Regions from separate parts of the Homo sapiens genome. Here regions 1 and 2 are each linked to region 3. A link is a loop called in an ENCODE intact Hi-C map of the cell type or tissue named here. Cell type or tissue: chondrocyte. All regions are shown on one strand.

What was found. Hi-C counts contacts between places; a loop is a spot of excess contacts. Peaks named below come from ENCODE experiments on the same cell type or tissue, not always from the same donor. Only the 100,000 strongest peaks of a DNase experiment are listed, where the experiment ranks them.
Region 1: a loop joins it to region 3, with 6 times the contacts of the local background. A loop is called at or near these places in 3 of 110 quality-filtered maps.
Region 2: a loop joins it to region 3, with 4 times the contacts of the local background. A loop is called at or near these places in 4 of 110 quality-filtered maps.

The regions. Positions count from the first base shown.
Region 1 is chr3:156,614,357-156,622,356 of GRCh38, reverse strand. No RefSeq gene overlaps it. Among named protein-coding and RNA genes, the nearest start is that of TIPARP, 56 kb to the left of the region's middle. RefSeq lists an enhancer at 1,894-1,953. In chondrocyte, no CTCF peak of the experiment used is centred here; no DNase peak of the experiment used is centred here.
Region 2 is chr3:156,758,036-156,766,035 of GRCh38, reverse strand. The region is part of intron 1 of LINC00886 (long intergenic non-protein coding RNA 886); the gene reads left to right. Among named protein-coding and RNA genes, the nearest start is that of LINC00886, 55 kb to the left of the region's middle. In chondrocyte, a CTCF peak has its summit at 4,125; no DNase peak of the experiment used is centred here.
Region 3 is chr3:156,812,604-156,820,603 of GRCh38, reverse strand. LINC00886 (long intergenic non-protein coding RNA 886) reads left to right here and starts at 3,542. Exons shown (of 3, transcript NR_038387.1): 1 at 3,542-3,717. RefSeq lists enhancers at 2,445-3,644, 7,770-8,000 and silencers at 3,529-3,738, 3,759-4,088. In chondrocyte, a CTCF peak has its summit at 3,362; DNase peaks (open chromatin) are centred at 3,543 and 4,333.

The DNA of each region.
Region 1 (8,000 bases), 200 kb after region 3:
CAAACAGTCCATCAAATCCATGATTGACAGTACAGCTGCATGCAAAGGGGGTGTTACTTTATTCAGTTCCCAATAGTCCACCATCATCCAACAAGTTCCATTAGGCTTTCTAACTGGCCACACTGGAGAATTGTAGGGGCTGTGGGTGCCACACACTATCTGCACCTCCTCCAGGTTTTTAATTGTCTCAGTTATCTCTGTATGCCCACCTGGCAAACAGTATTGATGGGTGGAAGTAACCTGTCAGGGTTGTGGCAGGACCTGAGGCTGGTGACATGTATGTCCACGCAGCATCGGCTTCACCACACACACTCAGAGTCTGAATTCCCTGGGTGTGGTTTGTAATGCCAGGCCATGTAAAATGTCCATCCCCAGAATGTATTCTGGTATGGGAGAGAAATACACAGAATATAAATGGGGAGCCAAACAGCAGATGCCAAGGTGCAGAGATACAGGTTTCACTTCCACTGACCAGCCTCCATATCCATCAATGTAAGCAGGTTAGCCCTGAAATTTATTTGGGTTCCCATAAGCAAGGACACAATCTGTGCCAGTATCCACCAGCACCAGCACCCATTGTACACTAGTGGAAGACCAGTGGATCACTAATTCCACACGTGGTCGCTGGTTGTCTGGTGTCCCCCCAAGATGGGCACCTCAGCCAGTTTCCTAATCAAACAGAAAAGGCTCTACATTTCCACCTGGCTGCAGCAAGTAGTCTTTGAGCTGAAGTGCCCGGGTGGGACTGGGTCACGCAGCAATGTCCTTCTCCCCGTTGGGCATTTTCTGGAATTGCTGCTCCAGAGACAATTATCTCCACAAAGTTAAGAGTACTTCATTGGGCTGCTTATTGATTTTCTCTCGGTCAACCCCGGTCAAAATCAAATCTATCCACATCCGTGAGCATGTTACTTGTTGGGGCCCTCTTTTCTCCCATGGGGGGGCCCCTGTGGGCAGAGCATCTTCCCCTTCTTTATGGCATAGACCCCTCAGTCCTGCTGACAGCCTTCTGCTTCCCCAAGAGCTGTCACAGCAATGGTCACTTCATGTATGTGGTGCCCTATGTACAGGGTGAGGACAGCAGCTAGGGAGGCAGAGGCACTCCGGAGCACAGAACCCAACACAAGATCCCTCATGTGGGAGGTGAAACGTTCATCATCTGGCCTCTGGGTATTCAGGTCAAACATAGCCTGCCACATACCCATCTCCCAGATGACTTGCACCAACTCAGCATACAACTCCCATTACTCACTGTTTTCGGTATTTCACTGGTGTTGTTCCACACAGTCTGTATGGCTGCCCATAGCCACTCAATCAGGGTGTGATCACCTTGCCCTGTGCCAGACACCTGCTCACTTGCAAATGCTGTGCTGCATCACTTAGGAACTGTGTGTGTACTTCTCATAGCACAGTCAAAAATGCCCATCCAACTCTGCCGGCAAAAGCTCGCTCCTTCTCGGTGCTCTGCACTTCCAGCTACTTCAGTGCTTTTTTCATGCTCACAGAGGACCCATCTACTACCATTCAGGTTTCCACCAGAGCCTATCTGAGCAGCACAGCTGCCACCGGGTACCATAACCCATGTTGTGGCCAGATGGCTGACCCAGAATCGGTGGGGACCGAAGGCTCACTCACCTCAGGATCCTGTTCATGATGCCAATTGTTAGGTTCTAACTGATGTCTGAGGGGAGTCAGTGGGTGAGTGGTGGGTAGCTGGAAAAACACTCAAGGAATCATAGATAGTTTTGACGTGGCTTTACTCTCTCTCTGGGCACAAGCAAGCCATAGGTACAGCATCAGCAGAGTAATTATACCTTTTACAGACAATATGGCTCTGAGCCAAGCACAAGCTCACATGGGTGATCACCTAATGTGCCTCACATGACATAACTTGCAGGGTTGTGTGCTGGTGCTCCAAACCTGCTGAGTCATGGTGCGACTGAAGGCCACCTCAGCCTACTCCTGACTAAAGTGCAGCCATTTCCCTTATAGCCAGTAACAGTACTTATTCCATCATATATTGTGAGAATGAAATGAGATAATCCAAGATAATGCTTAGTATAGTAACTGCCACATAGTAAAAGTTCAGTAAGTGTTGGCTTGAAAAAAATTAGTGTAGAATGTATGATGTGGATTTTTAATTTCATTTTAGCCCCGACTCTGCTTTGTCTAATATGGTAGCCACTAACCACATGTATCACCCCTTCACACTTACTAGGACAGCTATAATAATAAAAATAATGATGATGATAAATAATTTAAAAATAACAGCTGTTGGCAAGGATGGGGAGAAATTGGAACCTGTATACATTGCTGGTAGGAATGTAAAATGATGTGGCCCCTTCGGAAAACAGTTTGCCAATTCCTCAAAATGTTAAACATAAGTTATTACATGACCCAACAATTCTCCTAGACATATACAAAAAGAAATGAAAACATGTTCACACAAGAACTTGTATACAAGTGTTTATAGCTTCATTATTCATAATAGTCAAAAAGTGGACAAAACCCAAAGGTCTGTCATTTGTTTACCAAAAGGTTATCAAAACACTCTATGTAATGGAATATTATTTGGCAATGAAAAGGAGGTTTGATGCATGCTACAATGTGGATGAACCTTGAAAACATTATGCTAAGTGAAATAAGCCAATCACAAAAGACCACATATTATATGATTCAATTTATATGAAATCCCCAGAATAAAAAATGCCACAGAGACAGAAAGTAGATTAGGGCCGGGGGTAGAAAGAATGGAAATGACTGCTAATACGTATGGCATTTCCTTGTGTAGGAGAAAAAAGTTTCTAAAATTAGATAGTGGCAATGTTTGCACAACTTGAAAACACTAAAAACCATTGAATGCTACATTTTAAATGGTCTAATTTTATGGTATGTGAGTTACATCTCAATAATGCTGTTAAGAACAAAACATAGCCCCTCACCCACTGACCAAAAAAGGAAACTAGTTTTGTAGCAAAAATACGGGAAATATGAAATTTACCAAGCAATGTCATATAAAAGAAAGAACATTGAGAGTCAAGACCTAGATTTTAGGCTTGCAGTCATTACTTACTAACAGCAAGCGCTAGGGCAAGTCTCTTAACCTCTATTTTCAGCCTCCTTATTTATTAAAGAATGAGGGTTCTGGCCAGGCACGGTGGCTCACGCCTGTAATCCCAGAACTTTGGGAGGCCGAGGTGGGCGGATCACGAGGTCAGGAGATCAAGACCATCCTGGCTAACACGATGAAACCTCGTCTCTACTAAAAATACAAAAAATTAGCCAGGCTTGGTGACAGGCGCCTGTAGTCCCAGCTACTCGGGAGGCTGAGGCAAGAGAATGAGGCGGAGCTTGCAGTGAGCCAAGATTGAGCCACTGCACTCCAGCCTGGGCTACAGAGCGAGACTCTGTTTCAAAAAAAAAAGAAAAAAAAGAATGAGGGTTCGTTCCATTTCTAAGATTTGGTGGTCATGATGATTTTCCCTGTTGACCTGATAGAGGAGTAGTTGCATCAGACTCTCAAGGGGGTTCATGATCCAACACAGTTAAGAGCTGCTGCCTCTGGTTTCAGCCTTGTACTCTCTTTAATGGCAAAAATCTGATGAAATACCTGCAGGAGGTTCCCACTTTGCCACGCCAATGAAGCACTTCTTATTGCATTGAACTTCAGGAGCTTCACTGTATATTGTCGGAGGAATCCTGCAAAGAGACAGGGGATTATATTTTGACTCAGTTTTGCTTGAAGCATTCGGTTCAGTGTGTGACCTTCCCTTACAGACCAACATGGGTGTGAAGGAGAGAAATAAAGCACTCAAGTTGCCTTTGCTCAAAATTATCTTCCTTACACCATAGCAAGAACAAAACAAAACAAAACAAAATGATCGGGTACAGACTCATCTCAAGATGAAGAACATCAATGCAGTAAAAGAAGGAACATTTGTTCCAATTCACATCTCACTGATGAGGCAATTGAGAACAGACGGTTTGAATGACTGGCGTGCAGTCCTATCATCAGTATAACTGGTACTAGAACCCTTGTCTGTAGACTCGAATTCCTTGACCTAATGTAATACATTTTCTCAGTTAAATTTCACAGAGTGGGAGAGGGAATATTGAGCCTCATACACACTACAGTTTAGCTTAATTTAATTAAACAATCTGTATAGTAAAGTTATAATACTGAATGAATTAAATCTCAATATACCTTTACCTGAAATAGTGACTTCAATCACATATAAGGATAATGTCTCCAAACTCTTTTCTTGAAAGGTTTGCATGCCTCCTGCCTTAGAACTTGGTCCTCTTTTCTCCTTTAGGCTCACTTTGTTGGTGACCTCATGCTGTCTCATCACTTTTAATACTCATCTGTCTTCACAACCCACATCTGATCCATCAGTCAAGTCCTGTTGACTTGACCTTCAAAATATCCAGAATCCAGCTACTTCTCACCACTGTCATTGCCTCCATACTGGTCCAAGCCACCATCATCTCTCCCTCCTGGATTACTGCCATGGCCCCCAACAATTCCTGTGCTCTGCCCTGGCTTCTCTTAAGTCTGATCCCAATATGCAATGTTTTGAAATGTAAGTCAGATCATATCGCAACTCTGCCTCAAGCTCTTATGACCCCTCATAAAAATCAAAATTCGTAAAGTGGCCTCCAAGCCCTTCCATGATCCTCTCATCTCTCTTGTTCATTCTGTTCCTGCCATGGGGTTTCCTTGCTATTTCTTGAGCAGATCAGGCACATTTACCACAGAGCCTTTGCTCTAACTGGTTCTTCTGCCAAAAAATATGTTCCTGTGGGGAAAAATCTTGAAACATATGCAATTTTGTGGATCCTCATTAAGGAACCACAAATACAAAATTAGATTCCAGGACTTGAAGGGGCCCCTGCAAGTTAGAGACCTTGAAATGTAAAATTTCACTAGCTTCCATAGTAAATGTACCTACTTTCTTCTTTCAAATGTCTGCTTGGCTGACTCATTCCCTCCTTCAAAGCTTTGTTCTAATGTTTCCTTGTCAGTGAGGTCTGCTATGACCTCTCTGTATAATTCTGCAACTTGTTCCTTCATGCCTTTTCTTTCTTTTCCCCCCATGGCACTTAGCATCTTTGATCATACTATATAATTAACTTATTTGTTATCTTTACTGTTTCCCCTACCAGTACCTTGCTAGAATATAAGTTCCAGGATTCCTAGTCCCTCAAATAGTCCTGGGCTAGAGTAGGTGTTCAATAAATATTTGTAGAAGGAATGAATTTATATTTCCTTAATGGTATTTTAAAAGTATAATAATCAAAGCTGGGTGCAGTGGCTCACGTCTGTAACCCCAGCAGTTTTGGAGGCTAAGGTGGGAGGATCACTTGAGTACAGAAGTTCAAGACAACCTGGGCTGTCTAGAGAGACCCAGTCTCTACAAAAAATTGAAAAATTAGCCCAGCATGGTGGCATACGTCTGTGGTCCCAACTACTTGGGAAGCTGAAGTGGGAAGACTGCTTGAACCTAGGAGGTTGAGGCTGCAATGAGCTATGATCACATCACTACACTCCAGCCTAGGTGACAGAGTAAGACCCTGTCTCTAAAAATAAATAAATAAAAAAAATAAAATCAAGTGGAACGCCTAGGCCTGGCATGTGCTAGATTCTCAGCCATTATCTTGAAGATTAAAATTTAATTTTAAACAGCCGTCATTGCTACTGCAGCATCTAGCCTGTGTCAAATTCTTTTTTACGTTCTCTTGACAATCGAATCAAGTAGGCACTATTCCCATTTTATAGATGAGATAACTGAGTTTAAGTCTATTATCCAAGGTCACGTAGCTAGGAAATAACCCAGGTATGTTGGATTCCAAAGCCTGTGATCTTTCCATTTTGCTGGCAGCAAGTGACATTTATACCCCAGTTTCTTTCTGGCATGGCTGAGGGAGGTAATAGAGAAAATCATATGAATTTGGGATTAATGCCTAGCTTCAATACATCCTTGCTTTGGGACCCTGGGAAAGTTTCTTAACCACTGAGTTTTAGTTTTCCCATATATAAAATGGGCCTCGCAGTGCCAACCTTAAAGAATAGATAAAAGAACTAAAGAAAATAGTGTTTAATATCAAGGCTTTTAAAATTATTTGATAAGTATTCCCTTCAAAGGAGTTTATAATTAAAGTACACACAGACACACACACTTTCATAAATAGAATTTGGAGGAGGGTGCTAGCCAGTTGCTATGGGGAAGCCAGTGGCAGGGATGCAGAGCTTTTCTGATGCCAACACACAGAGGCTTGGCTCAAGAGAACATTGTAGGAGTAGGGCAGAGAAGACGATGTTGCAAACCACAAGGGAATGAAAGAGACACTCTTGAAGTTACATTTTGTTCTTACCTCCTACAAGTTGGCTTACTCACATCTTTCCATAAGACCCTAGAGCAGGCCTTTTTTCAACACTTCACTGAACAAGTGTCACAGGATACTTGAAGTTTCCTGGAACTGAGTCATCCCATACAATTTCAAATATTTTAAGTGCTAAATGAAAGAAAAATCTCCAACCTCTTGTTGTAGTTCTGCCATGGTTCTTTAGGAACAATAGATGAGGAAAGACAGCCTGACAGTGTGATGTGATGGGGAGGAGGCTGAGGCTAGAAGGGCTCATAGGTGAGGTACAATCAGCTAGTCCCAAGACTCCAGTTACCTTGGCTGAGGGCCCAGGGCTTGCTTCATGCACCACAGAGGGGCCCACATCTCACACAGATCCTGGCATGGGGCAGGCATCACTTATTCATGTTATTTTATTTTCATTTTAAAAGGAGACATTTTGGATATTCTTTAAATAATCAATTTGACCTTATTATTTAGTCCTAATTTATCTGACACATGTCATAAAAGAAAAATTTAAATGCCCATGGACCTATTACCCTAATGTGGCAACAATGAAAACTATGGATTTTATAAGGACTCTGTCTATGTACCTAATTATATGTGGCATGCTAGATCTTCTAGCTCATAATAAAGGGTTCTGATATTGAGGAGGGTGAAACAAATAAGATATGTGTCAGGATTAAGTCTAGATGTGAGTAATAGAGACCTGAAAAACTGTAACTTCAACAAGATGGAACTTTATTTTTCTTTCACTTTATATTTTCTTTCACTTAAATCTTTATGTAGTCAGTCCAAGCATGGTACTCCTCGGCACATGTGGAATCACACCACAACTCTCTGAACTGCTTGTTGATAATGCCAGTCCCAAACTACAGGTGCTGTTAATTGAGGAAGTTGTGCCTGAATGTGCCTTCAAGGCAGTTTATCTGTGATTATGCAGCCTTCTCTCTCTGGTGCCCTGAGAGCACACAGCTGGATCACTGATGGAGGCTGGGAGAGCTTTGATTCACTTCAAGATTTCAGACCTTTCTGAGGTGAGTTCCCTTAAGCTCTGCTGAAATAATAAATGTGCAATAATTTTGTAAAGTGTGAAGCCCTGGAACCAGACTTGAATACCAGAAAGGTGAGAAATCCCTATTGAGGAATCAGTAGGAGAACTCTTAGAATTTTCAAGAAGGTTAAGGAAAATGACTGGTCATAAGAGAATCTGGCAGGAATTTGCAGTTGCCTGGATAGTAGCAGTAACCAGTTAAACCACTGTTTCCCACACTTTGGGCATTAACATACTACCTTCATCAGCTTTACTGTATCCAAGTACTGTTTGCACTATCATTGACTTATTATTTTTCTTTCAATAGACTCATTCTTATTTAAATTAAATGTATTAAACAATTATCCACACAGTAGCCAGGGTGATCTAAAAATGTAAGTCAGATCACATCACCTTATGCTCAGTACTCTAGTAGTTTTATGTCTGATTTAGTATAAACATTGTCTGCAAAGCTGTATGTGATCTGAGCCCTCAGAGTTCACTTCTCACCTCATCTCTATTCACCACCTCCATGGCTTAGCTTCATGCACAATGGCCTCCTTGCTGTTTCCCCTGCATGCCAGCCTCCTTCCTATTATGA
Region 2 (8,000 bases), 55 kb after region 3:
TATAAGAAACAAAAGGAAATACTAGAAATGGAAAACTGTAATAAAAATGAAGTATGTCTTCAACAGGTTTACCTACTGGACATAGCTGAAGAAAAAAAAGAATCAGTGCATTTGAACATAGTTTAAATAGAAACTTCCCAAATTGAAGCACAAAGAGGAAGAAGAATCTCAAAAACTCAGAACAATGAAGAACTGTGGACAATATCAAAAGGGGTAATATATGCATAATTAAAATACTGGAAGGATAAGAGAACAAAAAATTATGATCAAATATTTGAAATAAATATTTCTTGGTAAATTAGATTATCAGACATATAAACTGCCTATTTGGGATAAAGCCAAAAAGGAGTTTGGTTAGTCCACCTATAAATTTTATGTATTCTCATCACATGTGTTTGACTATCTGATCATTAAGTCTCTCATTACCTTGGTAGGAACAGTCTAGAGGATTTTCTGCAGTGAAAGAGTTAATGGATTTCTTTTTCAACTCAAAGATGAGTTATCTTTTCAGGGAATGAGGTGTTGAGAGTGAGGGATATAGAAAACAGCAATAATATAAGAGTACAGCCAGGCACGTGGCTCACGCCTGTAATCCTAATACTTTGGGAGGCCGAGGCAGGCCTATTACTTGAGCCCAGGAGCTGAGACCAGCCTGAGCAACATGGTGAAACTCCCCTCTAAATAAAATACAAAAAATTAGCTGGGCATTGTGGTGTGTGCCTGTAGTCCCAGCTACACTGGAGGCTGAGGTGGGAGGATTGCTTGAGCCCAGGAGGCAGAAGTTGCAGTGAGCCAAGATAGCACCACTGCATTCCAGCGTGGGTGACAGAGGAATGCCCTGTCTCAAAAGGAAATTAAAAAAAAAAAAAAATATATATATATATATATATATAAAGAATATAACTTTTTTATAAGATTTGTTTTATGCTGCAAATTCCTACATGAACTCATTAAATGGATATATATCACAGGGAAAACAATATGATTATTAATAGAAGGATGACAGCTTAGTCTTGAGTGGCATGAGTCACAAAAAGAATGATTAAAAAAAACATTCAAAAGAGTCTCATTCACCAAGAGCTGAACCTTTCACAAGGTTTAGCTTTCACGACTTGAGGCATTTGTGTAATTGTTATGATTGTCATGAGGCCTCCATGCAAACCTTCTGATTTTCCTAGGTAAGAATTTCCAGCAGTTTCTTGTCAGGCATGGGCTGTTACATGAGTTCCCTCCCCTGAGTTATGACAGTCTGGCCAGCATTGTACTCAAAAGGGACCCTGAGACCTTTAGCATCTTTTACCAGGTCCAGAGAGTTTCAAGAATCTTTGAAGTTGGCAGGGCACGGTGGCTCACACCTGTAATCCCAGCACTTTGGTAGGCCAAGATGGGCTGATCACGAGGTCAGGAGTTTGAGACCAGCCTGGCCAACATAGTGAAACCTCATCTTTACTAAAAATACAAAAACTAGCCGGGTGTGGTGGCACGTGCCTGTAGTCCCAGCTACTCGGGAGTAGCTGAGGCGGGAGAATCGCTTAAACCCGGGAGTTGGAGGTTGCAGTGAGCCAAGACCAAGCCATTGCACTCCAACCTGGGTGACAGAGTAAGACTCCGTCTCAAAACAAAACAAAACAAAACAAAACAAAAAAAAGAATCTTTGAAGTTGATGGTGCAATGGAGCGTAACTTTCTGTTCAAAGAGCAATATCTTCCAAATCAAATTGAGTAAGCCACATGTCAAGCACACTTTTCCCTTGTTGCTAAATTGAAATCCATTTCTTCTCCCCACCAAATCTGGGAGGAGCCACATAGTGGATCTTCCCCAAAATACCAAATAGAGTTACATCTCCTATGGCAGTTTAATGACTGAGCATTAAGAGCCAGAGTCTAAACTGAGTCCAGCATCTCACAAAATCTGCTCTAGTGCCTGCCTAGAGAACACAGCAGGGGATTTTCTGTCTTAAGTAGCTAGGCACGCCATGCATCTGAAATGAGAAGCATGCCCTAAAATGTTCACAGCATATTGCAGTTGAATGTTTTCTATCTTCTTCAGAAGATAAGCTGGAGTAGTTTTGTTTTGTTTTCTCCGATTAAAAAAAAAAAAGTACAACAAAACATGATGGGGAGGGGAGACAAGTCAAACAAACAATTCCACATGTTTCTTGTGCATGAGCCACTTTCAGACAGGGCAATATGTGTGCAAGGCTTTACTCTGCCATCTCACAATGCAAGAAGATGACTCTGTAAAAGTCCCTGGAGTGAGGTGATAAGGATGAGGCAAAGACGGAGAATAAAACCTGAAACAAAGTCGTAATTTGGGGTCAGAAAGTGTGCCCACACCAGTCCAGAAAAGCAGAGAATTCTTGCCCTCTTTTTTTTATCCCCAAAGTTCTATTTCTTTATGAAGTCATTAAGAACCACAACCTATCCAAAATGAAGAACAGAAAATCCAGTCTCAGCATTTATTTTTAAATAACACATCTAGTCATATTATGGGGAGTCATAAATACATATAAATTAAAAATCCAGGCATTTAAAAACATGTGTGTAGCCTTCTAAAATCCAGGGAAACATTGAGAGCTATTTGTTTTTGAATATGAGTATTATTTGGGTGGCAATCTTTGAAGGTTTTCTTTTACTGGTAAAAGACAGTGATATATCTTGCCCCGATGAAGGCAAACCCAAGACAGCCTTGTAAGGTAGAGTCAGGGAGACTTATTAGCCAAGACTTTTCAGAAGCCAATTCATTTTAATAAATGATTTTTATCAAATGTCTTCTGAAGAAACTGTGATGTCCACCCTGAAATTTTCCTTTGCAGGCACCTATTGCAAAGAGTGCATCTGATTCTAGATAATAGTTTCTGATTTGAGTGAAGGCTACTGTCCTTTTGCATTTGCTTTCCTATTGATTTCCACAGCTATGTTTGTCCTTCTATGAGTATGAGAGCCATAGCCTGATGTGACCCCTGGTAGTGAGTGTACATCTGCATATAAGTGGTATAGAGCTTCCTGGCTCTGAAACATGTGTAAGCACACAGAGCTTTCTTTACTTTTTAATCTCACGATCAGTGGATTTATTGGGATGGTGCTGACATAAAAAATGAAATGAAACATCTGTGTCTAACAGCTGCACAAAATTTGGATTCGTGTCAACTTCTCTGACATCACACACTCTGCATGTGAGTTCCATGAGTAGTCTCCGTATGGTGCTAATACAATAACATGCCTACAAAGTCCCTGTGGTTTATGGTGTGATGAACTCCAGAGCTGAGGAAACAAAGCCAGCAAGCCTACACCATTTGCTGAATGGAGCTGGCTTTGGGTAATATCTTGTTCTCATTGAACTACTCAGTTTCACCAGGGATAAGAAGCCGGACTGGGCATGGTACCAACAATAAGCTTTCTGTTGGGGATGTTGGTCACCACTCCTCTAAAGTGGTAGGAGAGAAGTCTCACAATTATTTTTGCCTTACTCCATAGAAAAATAGATGTGGGAGTCCAAATGGGTGATGGATGGGTAAGTGAAGCAAGTTTACCCCTCCTAGGCAGTCAGGAAAAGACAGGTAAAAAGAGAGACAGAAAACATACGTAATGTCTCAATGCAAATCCTGGAAAGATACAGCAATCCTTTGCTGGGAGGCTGGAGTCATGCCCAGGGTACATGGTAGCATTGATCAGATCAGTGACACACCACACTGACCTACAGCTATAAACAAAAGCCACACATGTTCTCTTTCTTCTGCTAAAGACAGGGGCTATAGGAATTTGGCAAATAGTTGTGTTCTCTGACAGACTACACATGTAACCTAGAAAAAAAAATCTGTTCTTATTTATTTTTTTTAAAAAGACTCAAAGCCACTTGGTTTTCTATTGGCCAGTTAACCACATAGAGGAAAACTTTTGAAAAATATCTAGCAGCAGCTCAGCTTTCCCTATTTGCTCAGCATAGCTGGATTGCTTCCCTCACATCAGTTGCTAGGATCAGAAAGTATACACTGCAAGTGTAGCATTATAAACAAATTCATGTGATAGATTTTTCAGGTCCAATGAACTTATAAAATGCAATACTCATTTGCACGAGAGAATTACTAAGTGGATACATCAAGTCGGGGCTCCTTCATATTTTAAAGCGGCATCTATTCGCTATGTGTAATAGTGCATCCTAGCTCTGTTGGGCAGTATAAATACACAAGCAGAAAGAGATCTATCAGAGCTGAATTTCAAGAGTTGTGAATGTGGAGACAGAGAATCTTGGGCACAGGTGTGATTTCCATGGTCTGAGGAAGAGCAATATGAAAAGAAGGGAGAAAAAAGAAAGTAAGGATAGGAGAAAAATCAGAAAAGTGATACAATTCTCAAAGGCCTATCAAGCATTTTTATAAACAAAACATCCAATATTACCTAGCTAATTTTTTTCTCCAATGGAACAGCTTTAATTTTCTTAAAAGAAATTGTTAGAAAGACAAAACTACATTAATAGAAAAATTACTTCATAAACAATTTTACTAAAATTTATTCACTCTATAAAAATGAGAAACTCCTGTGATTTTAATGGACACTTAAGCAAAATATAAGTTAAGAGATAAGCTAAATAATGGAATCATCATAGCGTGCATTTTAAAGCCAGTTTAAAAATTCTCCTTTATTGTGACCATCATGCTGTTCCTCCCCTCTGTCATCATGGCCAATGCAGAGATGATTGTCAAAGAAAAGCAAATGGGTTTGTGAGGAATTCTAATCTTCTGATCTCCTGGGGCCCACTGTGGTGGCTTAGATCCACCCCACTGCTGCTGAGATCAGAGTCTATTTTGGAGCTCTAGGCAGGTTCTAGAGCCTTCTCTAATTACCCCAACTGGAATTAAACAAACTTTACAGCGTTAATGAACTGTGTGGCCACATCTGCCTCTGCCAGACACGTTACAGCCCTGCTGCATGCTGTTAGGCTACCACACACTAATTATCCTTTGAGTTTTCTGCACATTCTTTTCCAAACAAGGCAGCCCTGCCAACTTGTCAACAGGGCATTTACTCTAAAAATGAAGTTACTTTATTTTTTGCCTGAGAATGCCCACAGTCACTTTCTCACAGACAGGAATGGAAGCAGGATTGTATCTTTCTTTTTTTTTCTGCCTCTTTAAATTAAGGAAGAGGGGGAAAAAAACCTCTGTAAGCTAATATATACCTTCTCTGGTGGTTGTAGTGCTGCAAGTTTTTCTGATTTAGACCAGAGAAGAAGAAATGTCACCATTCTCAGCTGGTAGGGAAAAAAAAAAAAAAAACATGTAGGTGGATGGTGTGAAATTTAAGCAGACTTGGGAAAGAACTAATCCACATGTGGAGTTCTCCACTGGAGATGTGTCTTGACAGCTCTCTGGTAATATCCTGTTTTGGTTTGCCCACTTCATGTTAATGCATGAGGCATCATGTTATAGCTGAAACAGCAAGGGTTTTGAGGTCAAGTGTCCCAGCCCTGACACTTTCAGTTAGGCCAGTCACTTACTTCTCTGAGCTTCAGTTTCTTCATCTGACAATTGGAGATAAAGACACCTAACTCAATGAGTTGCTGTGAGAAGTTAAATAACAATAAATGTAGAAGTGCTTTATATCACTGCTTGCCACTTGCTATAGCTGTGTTACCTTGTGCAAATTACTTAATCTCTGTGCCCTGGTTTCTTCATCTGTAAAATGAGGGTAATAGTACTATCCTTGCCCCTCTGCGTTGTGCTAAGGATTGAATAAATTAAGATATGTAAAGTGCTTAGGATAATGTTTAGCACTAAATGTTTTCTGTGATTTCTATTTATCAGATGCTATACATGTTATTTTTCCAGATGTTCTTAACTTCATACTAACTTAAATAGAGCAAAACCTATATTTATAACTCAACTATTACTGAGTATTTTATCCAAAGCACTAAGATAGGTTCTGTATACAAATATAAATTAGGTGGATGATGATCTATTTTGCAAAAGAAAATAACAAGGCACTGCTTCAATTCAACAATTCACTTTGACAGCACCCACTATTGTTTTCAACACAATGCAGAATATGAAGCATGAAACATATCCTCCAGGAATGTTTTAAATATATTTTTTATTCTAATATGAACGCATGGTCATGATAGAAAATTTTAGAAAATATTTGATAAGCAATAATAATAATAATGATGCTATAAAACTGAAATCACTACTATTGCACTCTATGCTACCACCAAGAGATACCTATGTCTTACATTTTGGTTTAAGCTATTTTAAATCAAATTTTAATTTTTTTAATTAGTTGTGTGTTCATGTGTGTATAAGTGTGTAGGTGCATAAAATTGGAATCTAATGGCTTTTTAAAATGTAATAGATCATAAACATTTTTCCACATCACTAAGTATTCTCTCCCTTATTATATTTTAATTTTTATTTAGAAATAGTTTTGAAGTTAAAGAAGAGTCATAAAAAGTAGTACAGAGATACTTGGAGACTATGCACAATTCTGTTTCTACTTAAACATTCACCCATTCTTTTTAGCATCCTTGGAGGATTTAACCTGCAGCAATGGTTACTATGGGGTTTAATGGTACTTTTGTATTTTCCCCAGGCCTTCTATATTTATAATAACTGAGATTCTTTTCTAAAGAAGAGCTTTCCTTTTCTCCCACTTATGTATTTATTTAATCATTTATTCATTTATTTGTGGGATCATGGATATTTAATTTATTCTTTTAGTTATAAACTAACATTGTACTCATTCTTTTAGTTACAAACTAACATTGTACTCTTATTATTTATTTTGTTGCTCAAATTCTTTCATGGGAGCTTTTTCAGATTGGTTCCTGCACATTTTTTATGTTTTTTTCTTTTTATTTTTTTTTTAAATTTCCTTACATTGAAAAACACCACAAGATATCCAGACTCATATTTATTTCATTGCCCCAGCCCTAGAATCAGATAGTTCTCCAGTGATTCCTGGTTCCTATTGTTGGAGGACAGTATTTAGAAACCAGTATCATTAGGAGTTAGGTGCTCTCCTTTTAACTGAGATATCATTGTTTCTAACTCCTTTCAGTGGATACAGCTTGGAGATATATGCAGATATATATCTCTGCGTGTGTGTGTATGTGTATATATACACAATCATACACATAGATATATATACACATATATACATATATATACATACATATATACATATATAAACACATATTGTATACACACTAACTCATACACATAGATCTATCTATATATCTATTTCTGTAAATTTTCTGTAAATATTTATATGTATATGTATGTTTTAATTTTTAAAATTAAAATTTAATATATACAACAGATAATACACCATTGCCAAGTGGCATTGATCTAAGGAATGTAAGACTGGTTCAACTTTTAAAAAAATCAATCATTGTAAGCTATTAACAGATTACAAAAGAAAATAGATACAGAAAATGCATCTGACAAAATTCCACTTGTACTCATGATATAAACTTTCAGCAAAGTAGAAATAAAAGAAAACTCGCGGCTGGGCGTGGTGGCTCATGCCTGTAATCCCAGCACTTTGGGAGGCCGAGGCAGGCGGATCACCTAAAGTCAGGAGTTCAAGACCAGCCTGGCCAACATGGTGAAACCCCATCTCTACTAAAAATACAAAAAAAATTAGTTGGGCGTGGTGGCACACACCTGTAATCCCAGCTAAGTAGGAGAATCGCTTGAACCTGGGAGGTGGAGGTTGCAGTGAGCCAAGATCTTTCCATTGTACTCCAGCCTGGGCAACAAGAGCAAAACTCCATCTAAAAAAAGAAAGAGAGAAAGAGAGAGAGAGAGAGAAAGAAAGGGAAAAGAAAAGAAAGAAAGATTGCTTAAATTAATAAAAAATATCTACAAAAAAATCTACGTCTAACATCACAACATCACACTTAATGGTAAAAGACTGAAGACCTTTTCCTGGAGATGGAGAACAAAGCAAAGGTATCTTCTTTCACAATTTGCATTTAATATCACCCTGGGAATACTAGCCATT
Region 3 (8,000 bases):
ACATTTAAAGTTTTAAACTGCTTTAAATAGCTGCTTTGCATATTTTGAACCACAAATAACTCTAGTCTGGAGGTGGTTTAGACCACAAAATACTATTTGTGGGTTTAAGCTCTGTATCTTTTTAAATCCATTATATGTACAGTGTAAACTTGAGTACCTAATAAAATAAATGTCACAATGTTTAAATAGCATTTCTCTTTAGTTCAAATGCTTTGTCATCTGTGCAGGAATAAATTGTGTGCTGAATTCTTTTTAGCCCTGAGAATATGATTATTGAACAAAATTTCCAGTGAGACAAGTCAGGCCTTTAAATGATAAATATCCTCAAATATTAACAGTTAGTCAACCACTACAGCGAAACCTTTGATTATTATAAATGTATTTCCTGTGGCAAGTTCACCACTGATAAGAGCTTTTTATCCGAAACTGTACTATGTGCCAAATACAACTTAGTATTTATTACATGAATATATTTTTAAAAACAAAAAGAATAGGCCAGGCACAGTGGCTCGTGCCTGTAATCCCAGCTACTCCGGAGGCTGAGGCAGGAGAATCACTTGAACCTGGAGGCGGAGATTGGCAGTGAGCCGAGTTTGCACCACTGTACTCCAGCCTGGGCAACAGAGTGAGACTCTGTCTCAATTAAAAAAAAAAAAAAAGAATAAAGCTCTAATGGCATTAACTTAACACTCTTGTAATGAATTTGATGCTAAAAATGTGGTACTGATAGCTCTTATTCTGTAATGTAAATTAACCAAGTTCCTTTTATTAAACTCAGCATCCAATAAATGGCCCATAATAAGCACTTAATAAATGCTAATAAGTTCAAAGACTGAAAATTGGTAACTGCCTTATGCACTTAAAAACAACTTTTGTAGTTTATTATTTGCTTGTTTAGTGAAATTATTGCTTCATTTCTGAGATTTTCATAGGATTCTAATGAAGAATCTAAGATTCCAACTCACATTTGTTTTGATAAGCGATTGGTAAAAGTGATTTCATTCTCCCTTTGTAAAGATGAAGTTAATGTTTCTATACCTATTATTTTAAGTAGCTACTGAATTTACAGGAAACAAAGTATAAAAATTTTTCTGTCATTTTGTTCTACCTCCATTGATAGTGTTTTTAATGCCATTAAATGAGTTCCAAATCATCTTAAAGATATTTTCTTAGGGACTACTGATATCAAATATCAAGCATTTTATGAGATCTATCAACCACATGAAAAATATTAAAATAAGTATAGTAGCCCTGGTTTGCAATGATGTAGAGCAATTAGCAATCTTAAACACTGCTGTTGGGGTGAAAAATTAGAACATTTATTATGTTTTAAACCCCTTAAAATGTTCAAAACTATTACAGTTGACACATGATCCTCCTTCTTCCTTTTGTTCAGGAATTCAGACCTCTGTACTGCCCTCCCCCTGTCCTACCCCCAAGCATGCATGAATCAGCCCAAGTCCAGAAGTGAGTTCAGATTAGATCAATTCTGTTAGCACCTTCCCCTTTACCAGTGATTAAATCAGGAATGCGTCTATGATCCAATTATGACTAGAAGTTCCAAGAGACGTTTGCTGGAAGCTTTAGGAAAATTCTTTCTTATTAGCACATATATTCAGTGTTCACCACAGTCTTATAATGTTTTAAAACAGGAAATACTAAAATGTGAAATACATTGATTTACTCGAACAACAGTGTGCAGCTGTTAGAAATGATGATGTGGTTCTTTGCTGATGTGGTTGAATGTCCCAATAGATTGTTCTGTGACAAAAAGCAAGTTAAAAATTGTGTTATAACTACAAAAAAAAAAAACCGTAATATTCTAAACAGCATTCTAAATGTATATTTTATTATTTCTATAAATACATATCTCTTCTCATAGAATCAGAAGAGGTAAACAATCAAGTTTCAGGAAAGCAGGAGCCAGTATTGCTTTGAGAACCTCAGATATGCAATGTGGAATTTGCAAAAGCCATAAAAAGGCTCAGCCCTTAGAATCTACCACTTAATGAAAGTTGGTTCCATTTTCTTTTATTGTTGGCAGTCTCTGCACATGGCAGAGCAGTGGTGGCTGACGGTCCAATTTTGTCACCAAAAGGAACTGGGGAGAAGGCATCTATGCCCACCCTCCTGTTAGAAAATTGCCAGGAAATGACTTTCTTTGGCACAACTTGGATGATATGCAATCTCTTTAACCAAATTACTAAGGCCAGGAGGAGTCAAGTGCTGTTTGTCATTGGCTTACCTTGAGTCAGGTATATGCCTCTCGACCAAGTGTGGGGACCAAGTAGGCAAGGCCACACACAATGACACCTCCCTTTCTAACTACATTCTAGAAGAGTAAAGGCAGAAGCACAATCCAGGCAGGAAGGGTAGGCAGTTCTGTCCCAGAAGAAATTAAGCGTGCTGGGCAGACCAGGAAAAAAAAAAAAAATCCCACGTGAGAATCAGTCAGCTGGTAGAACATTTTAAAATTAAACAGTGAATCTTGCTGCCTTTTCCCACATATGGTAAGCTGAGATGAGAATATGTATTTTTGAGAAAGCTTCCTAGGAGTTTATTGTGTCTATTCTAACCCTAGAGAATCCCCCCTTTCCTATAATGTTACATGTATCACAAAAACAAATGTGTGTGTAACTAGGCACTATAGGCCTAAGAGTCATAATAGGGAAATAAGAGAGCATAGATTCACCAAATCAAAGTTTAAGTACATAGAAAATAAACTAATGTGGAATTTCCCAAGCTTTCAGTTGACTGGGGTGCTCTTGTGTTAAAAACTATCGTGGTAACATTTTTTGTTTTGTCCTCTAAACTTGATTTATCTGCAAATCTACAAACATTTTAATTATGTAAATAGATATCTGTGCGGGCAAAACACTTTTTGCTCACATGATCTTGAGAAGGAACTTAGATTCTGGTGTCTTAAAACGTGGCACCTTTTTTATGTCCTTGGGGCTTTTGAGTCACCATATAAATGAGGTCTCTCATGTTCGTATGCCAGGGAGATCAACCACCTCTGATTTTAAAATAAAACACTGCAAAGAAAGCTTCCGGGAGGAATGAGAGCATGCCCCAAATCACGACTCTGTAATTAGTCTTTGTGCAGAGCGGACAGAAATTTCGTCCCAAAGCCACCGTCCTTGCTCTGGTTCCTTTCTCTGTAAGCATGTCACACGAACCACACTCCTGCGCCATGCATCGCAATTTAAAGCTTTCCTTGTAAAGTTTCCCCAGCTTGATTGCTTATGGAAAGAGCAGCTCCGGTTCCCAATTCGTTTAATACATCCTGTCCGAGCGCGTTTTATTACCGAATGTTACCCACGTTGTGATAACAAGGGGACGCTGTGTCCTCCCCCGGTGAACTCACTCCCTGTCCCAGAAATATAGCGTGACTGCCCTCCCCGGCGGTGTTTTGAAAGTAGAAGCCGGGCGCCGCCCTCCAGCACCTGCACCTCCCGCCCGGCGACGGCCGCCTGAAGCACGAAGTGCGTGCGACCGCAGCCCGGCAGGTCACGCAACCCCAGGCCGCCGCGCCGCCTGCGTGCCTGCAGCCCGCCGGCCCCGCCCCCGCTGCCTGCTTCCGCCGCTTTAGTGCACGCTCGGGCTTCCTGGTGCGCCCGGAGCCTGCCTCGCGTGCCGACCCCGCCGCGTAATCCGGCGAGGCATCCCAGATTCCGCCCGGCTCCAGACGCCCTCCACCGACTTTAGTTCGAGCAGGTGACGCCCTCATTTTAACGCCGAAAAGTGTCAGTTCCCGATATACAACAAACACCTCAGGCTGCGAAACGTGGGATAAGGGGACAGCGGGCTGAGAGTCGACCTCGCCCCTGGGCCCCTCTCGGCCTCCTTGGCGCCTGCTCCCTGCCCGCTCCGTCGGGCGGCCCTGTGCGGGCGGAGAGAGCAGCAAGGCGGCCTCCCGCACTGCCTGGATTTCGAGGGCGGGGGCGGGCGCGGGGGCAGCCCGGCCAGGGCTAGGAGACCCGGGAAGGGGTCGCCAGCGAGTGGCCTTCGCGGAGCTGCCTCACCCCGCCTGCCTGGAGCCGGGAGCCCGGCGTGCACTGACGCCTGGGGCACGCTGGGGGCGACTTTCGTGGCCGGGCGGCTGACCCCGGCGACCCGGCGCAGTGTCCAGAAGTGCGCTGGGGGGTAATGAAGGGCAGCGCTCGCTGAGGCTGAAAGGAGCGAGGGCCGGCGCTGTGTAGGTTAGATTCTTTGTTGACGTCTGGGAGCCGTCTTTTGAAGAATGAGAACGGGGCCGTTATTGCAAGTAGGATGGGCTTCATCGTGGGCCTCGAAGGATCAGGGGTGGGCGCGCCGGCTGCCAGGGCCCCTCTCACGCCACGCCGCGTGCAGGCGAGGGGAAGCGCGTGTCGTGACGACCTGCGATGAGATCAGTTTGAGTAACCACAGCCGTCGGGGCTGAGAAATGCAGCCAGTCACGCAGCGCAGCGCAGCTCAGCGCTGGCTCTGGCCGGGTGGCCGCAGCCGCTCCGCGCTTCGCAGAGGGAGGTGGGGGTGGATCAGCCCCTTCCAGGTGGTCGCCGGTGGGGGCGTCAGAACTATTCTAAGAGGGTGGGGAGCCAGAGAAGAAAACCATACAAAATGCAACTTGCATGATTAGGAGGCTGAATTCTATGAGCAAATGGGTTTTCAAGAAGCACACTGAAAATAACCTCTGTAAATGGTTGTCTCTTACACTTTGCCCAGTAGATAACTGTTTAAAAACTACTCTAACACGGAATTCAAAGGTCATTCAAATGTGCCTTCAATTTGTTTATATTACTTAGTTTAACAGGCAGTACACACGGCTCACATATGCGTGCATGAAATTTAATTTATACAGTCAAGTCTGGAAGCATGGTTTGGCAAGAGGAATAATTGTGAATTCAGTTAAAGTCAGGGTACAAACAGCCAGATTACTTAAAAGGACAGATGAACTGAAAAAAAAATCAGTCCATGAGGAAGCTGTTACATTCATCTTTTCATGGTCTTGAACATCTTATACCAACTCAACAATAATACCCAGCGGAAACTTCTAATTAGACACAGAAAACGCAAGTATTAGCTGTGTGGGCAAGCATCAAAAAGCCTCATGTTAGAGACAGACACATGAATAACATCTATAACGTAACAGCGTATATCTTTTTTTTTTTTTTTTGAGACGGAGTCTTGCTCTGTCACCCAGCCTGGAGTGCAGTGGTGCGATCTCGGCTCACTGCAAGCTCCGCCTCCAGGGTTCATGCCATTCTCCTGCCTCAGTCTCCCCAGCAGCTGGAACTACAGGCGCACGCCGCCACGCCCGGCTTTTTTTTTTTTTTTTTTTTGTATTTTTACTAGAGACGGGGTTTCTCGATGGCCAGGATGGTCTCGATCTCCTGACCTCGTGATCCGCCCGCCTCCGCCTCCCAAAGTGCTGGGATTACAGGCGTGAGCCACTGCGCCTGGCCGTAAGAGCATATATCTTTAAAATTCTGTATTTCAGTCATTTCCTTAGTATACATTTGGCTCACTGATAGGTATGTTAGTTACTATAAAACAATTAGGATTAATCACCAGGTACAGAAAAATCTCTGTTGTGAATTTAAAATTTTTATCAGATTTTTTTTTTCTCTTGAGACAAGTCTGTTTGGTTGATCAGGCTGGAGTGCTGTGGGGTGGTCAGGGCTCATGGCGGCCTCTATCTCCCAGGCTCAGGCGATCCTCCCACCTCAGCCTTTCCAGTAGGTGGGACCAGAGGTGCGCCACCACGCCGCGCTAATTTTTTATTTTTTGTAGAGATAAGGGCTCCCTATGTTGCCTGGGCTGGTCTCAAACTCCTGGGCTCAAGCGATCCTCCCACCTGGGACTCCCAAAGTGCTGGGATTACAGGCATGAGCCACCATGCCCAGACCAGAATTATTTTATTTTACTTTATTTATTTATTTTACAAATCGTAATGTTCATATAATGTGAGTTCAGTAGGAAATAAGGAGTTGATCCTTAGTGCCTAGCAAACTGCATCAAATTAATATTATGAATGAAGAAAGGAATGAATTAATGTATAGGCAGTACTCTAATGGTTAGACCTGTGAACTGAAGTGTCATGAGGGAGTAGTGCCAGCCCTGCCACTGACTCATGTGTGATCTTGGTATGGTAGAAATAATGCTTACAACATACCTACCTTGGCAGAGGTATGAAGGGAGCTATTCCTTACTTACTGCAGGTGCTTCGAGATCCTTGGAGGAGGATGATATGTTCAACTATTATAAAATAATACACCACTGTTAGGACAACCCACATGTAAAATTACAAAAGTATAGATTTTAAATACAGTAGTGCCACCAATTTTTTTCATTTGTATGTAGTCCATCAAGTACTGAAATACAGTGTAGGAGGCTGCACACCTTTATATAAAATATTTGGCTTATAGAATATTTGTCATTGGACCAATATTTCATGATGTGCAATGGAAGTTTAATCAGTACTACTATACTTAACTAATAATATGCATATTTAATTAATAATGATATAATAGTGTTTAGTAATATGTATAATACTATAATAATAGTATTAATATACTATTATATACTTAAATACTATTACAGTAGTATTTGTGGTGATGGTATTTTCTGAGTGCGGAGACCTCTGGTGTATGAAGTGCGTAGGAGAAAACAAACTTTTGGTGACTTTTCTAAACTTGATGCGTGGAATCTTGAAGATAAGGGACCTTCTTGGTATAATTGTCTATTCCCGAGTGAATGAAAGTCTAGCGATATAATCAATATATTAAGAGCTCCACTGTGTATCGGACATTGGTCTAGGCATTGGAGATAGAACAGATAACAGACAAAACTGATTACTTAATGTTTAAATGTTTTTGGTCTCTATTTAATGCACATTACTTTAGGAATAGTAATGCACTGTGCACATCTTTGCGTAAACCCTTTCCTGTTCTAAGCTCTTGGTAGAGGGTCCTTAAGAGGGTTTGGAAAAGTAATGACAGAGGGGCTTTCTGGAAAGGGAGTTGAAGGCAGAACAGTGGTAGGCAGTTTTAACTGGAATCAGAAGGCAGATACCAGTCCTTCATCAAAGTCTCCTGTTAAGAAAATCATAAGACAAAAGCATACAATACTTTGCTTCCCATCATTCTCCCCACTAAAGTTGGCCTCATGTTTCTTAATTCTCTCTGCCATCATATTAAGTCTATGTGTATAAGTTTTACCAGAGTCATAGGCACTCGTGCAGTTTGCTGACTGCATGGTGGTGCCTGGTGGAGGAGGTAGGTAGGCATAAAACTCCAGACCTAGCTTCATCTGCCAACACAGGTGTTTTGCATCCTCCCGAGATAGGGGCATCTTGAATAAAAGCACCATGGGGCCACAGTAGCTCTCTTTTTCTTCAGAGTTCTCAGGCATCTAACCCCTACCTGCCCTTTGGCATGTATTTTCTTGTTGTATTTAATAGCATTGCTCTGCTATGAGTTGCAAGACAGGGAACATTGGGGGATGAGGAGAAGCCAAGGCTGAAGAAGTGAACCAAGCCCTATCAGCTTCCAAGATGTCTAATATCTAGATAAATGAAGACTAGCTAAGGCATAATGATACTGTGTGAAATGTTTTGCAGCAAAAAGAAAGCAAAGCAATGATAGACAACAACCTGTCTTTTCAATTTTAGCAAACAGGAAGAATTGTCAGCTCACAACTGATTGCCTCAGTCTTGCATTGCAACTGGAGAACATGATACAGTCAGACAGCGTGGCTCAACCTTTTGGCCGAGCTCATTTGTAGGATTTGATATCAGATGATTCGATATAGGATATATGTCCTGCTGAACCCTGGGGATGACCTTGAGATTAAAGTGTTTTCCCTTCCCTGTTGCTAACTTCTCTGTGGTCTGTTGACATTACGTCATGTTGCAAACAATGAGTGGTAGAGACTGGAGACTGCTGTGTCAGGGTGTAGTGACCTGATTAGTCCAAACTCCTGCAGGGGAGACGTGCAAATAGATGAGCCCCAACAGG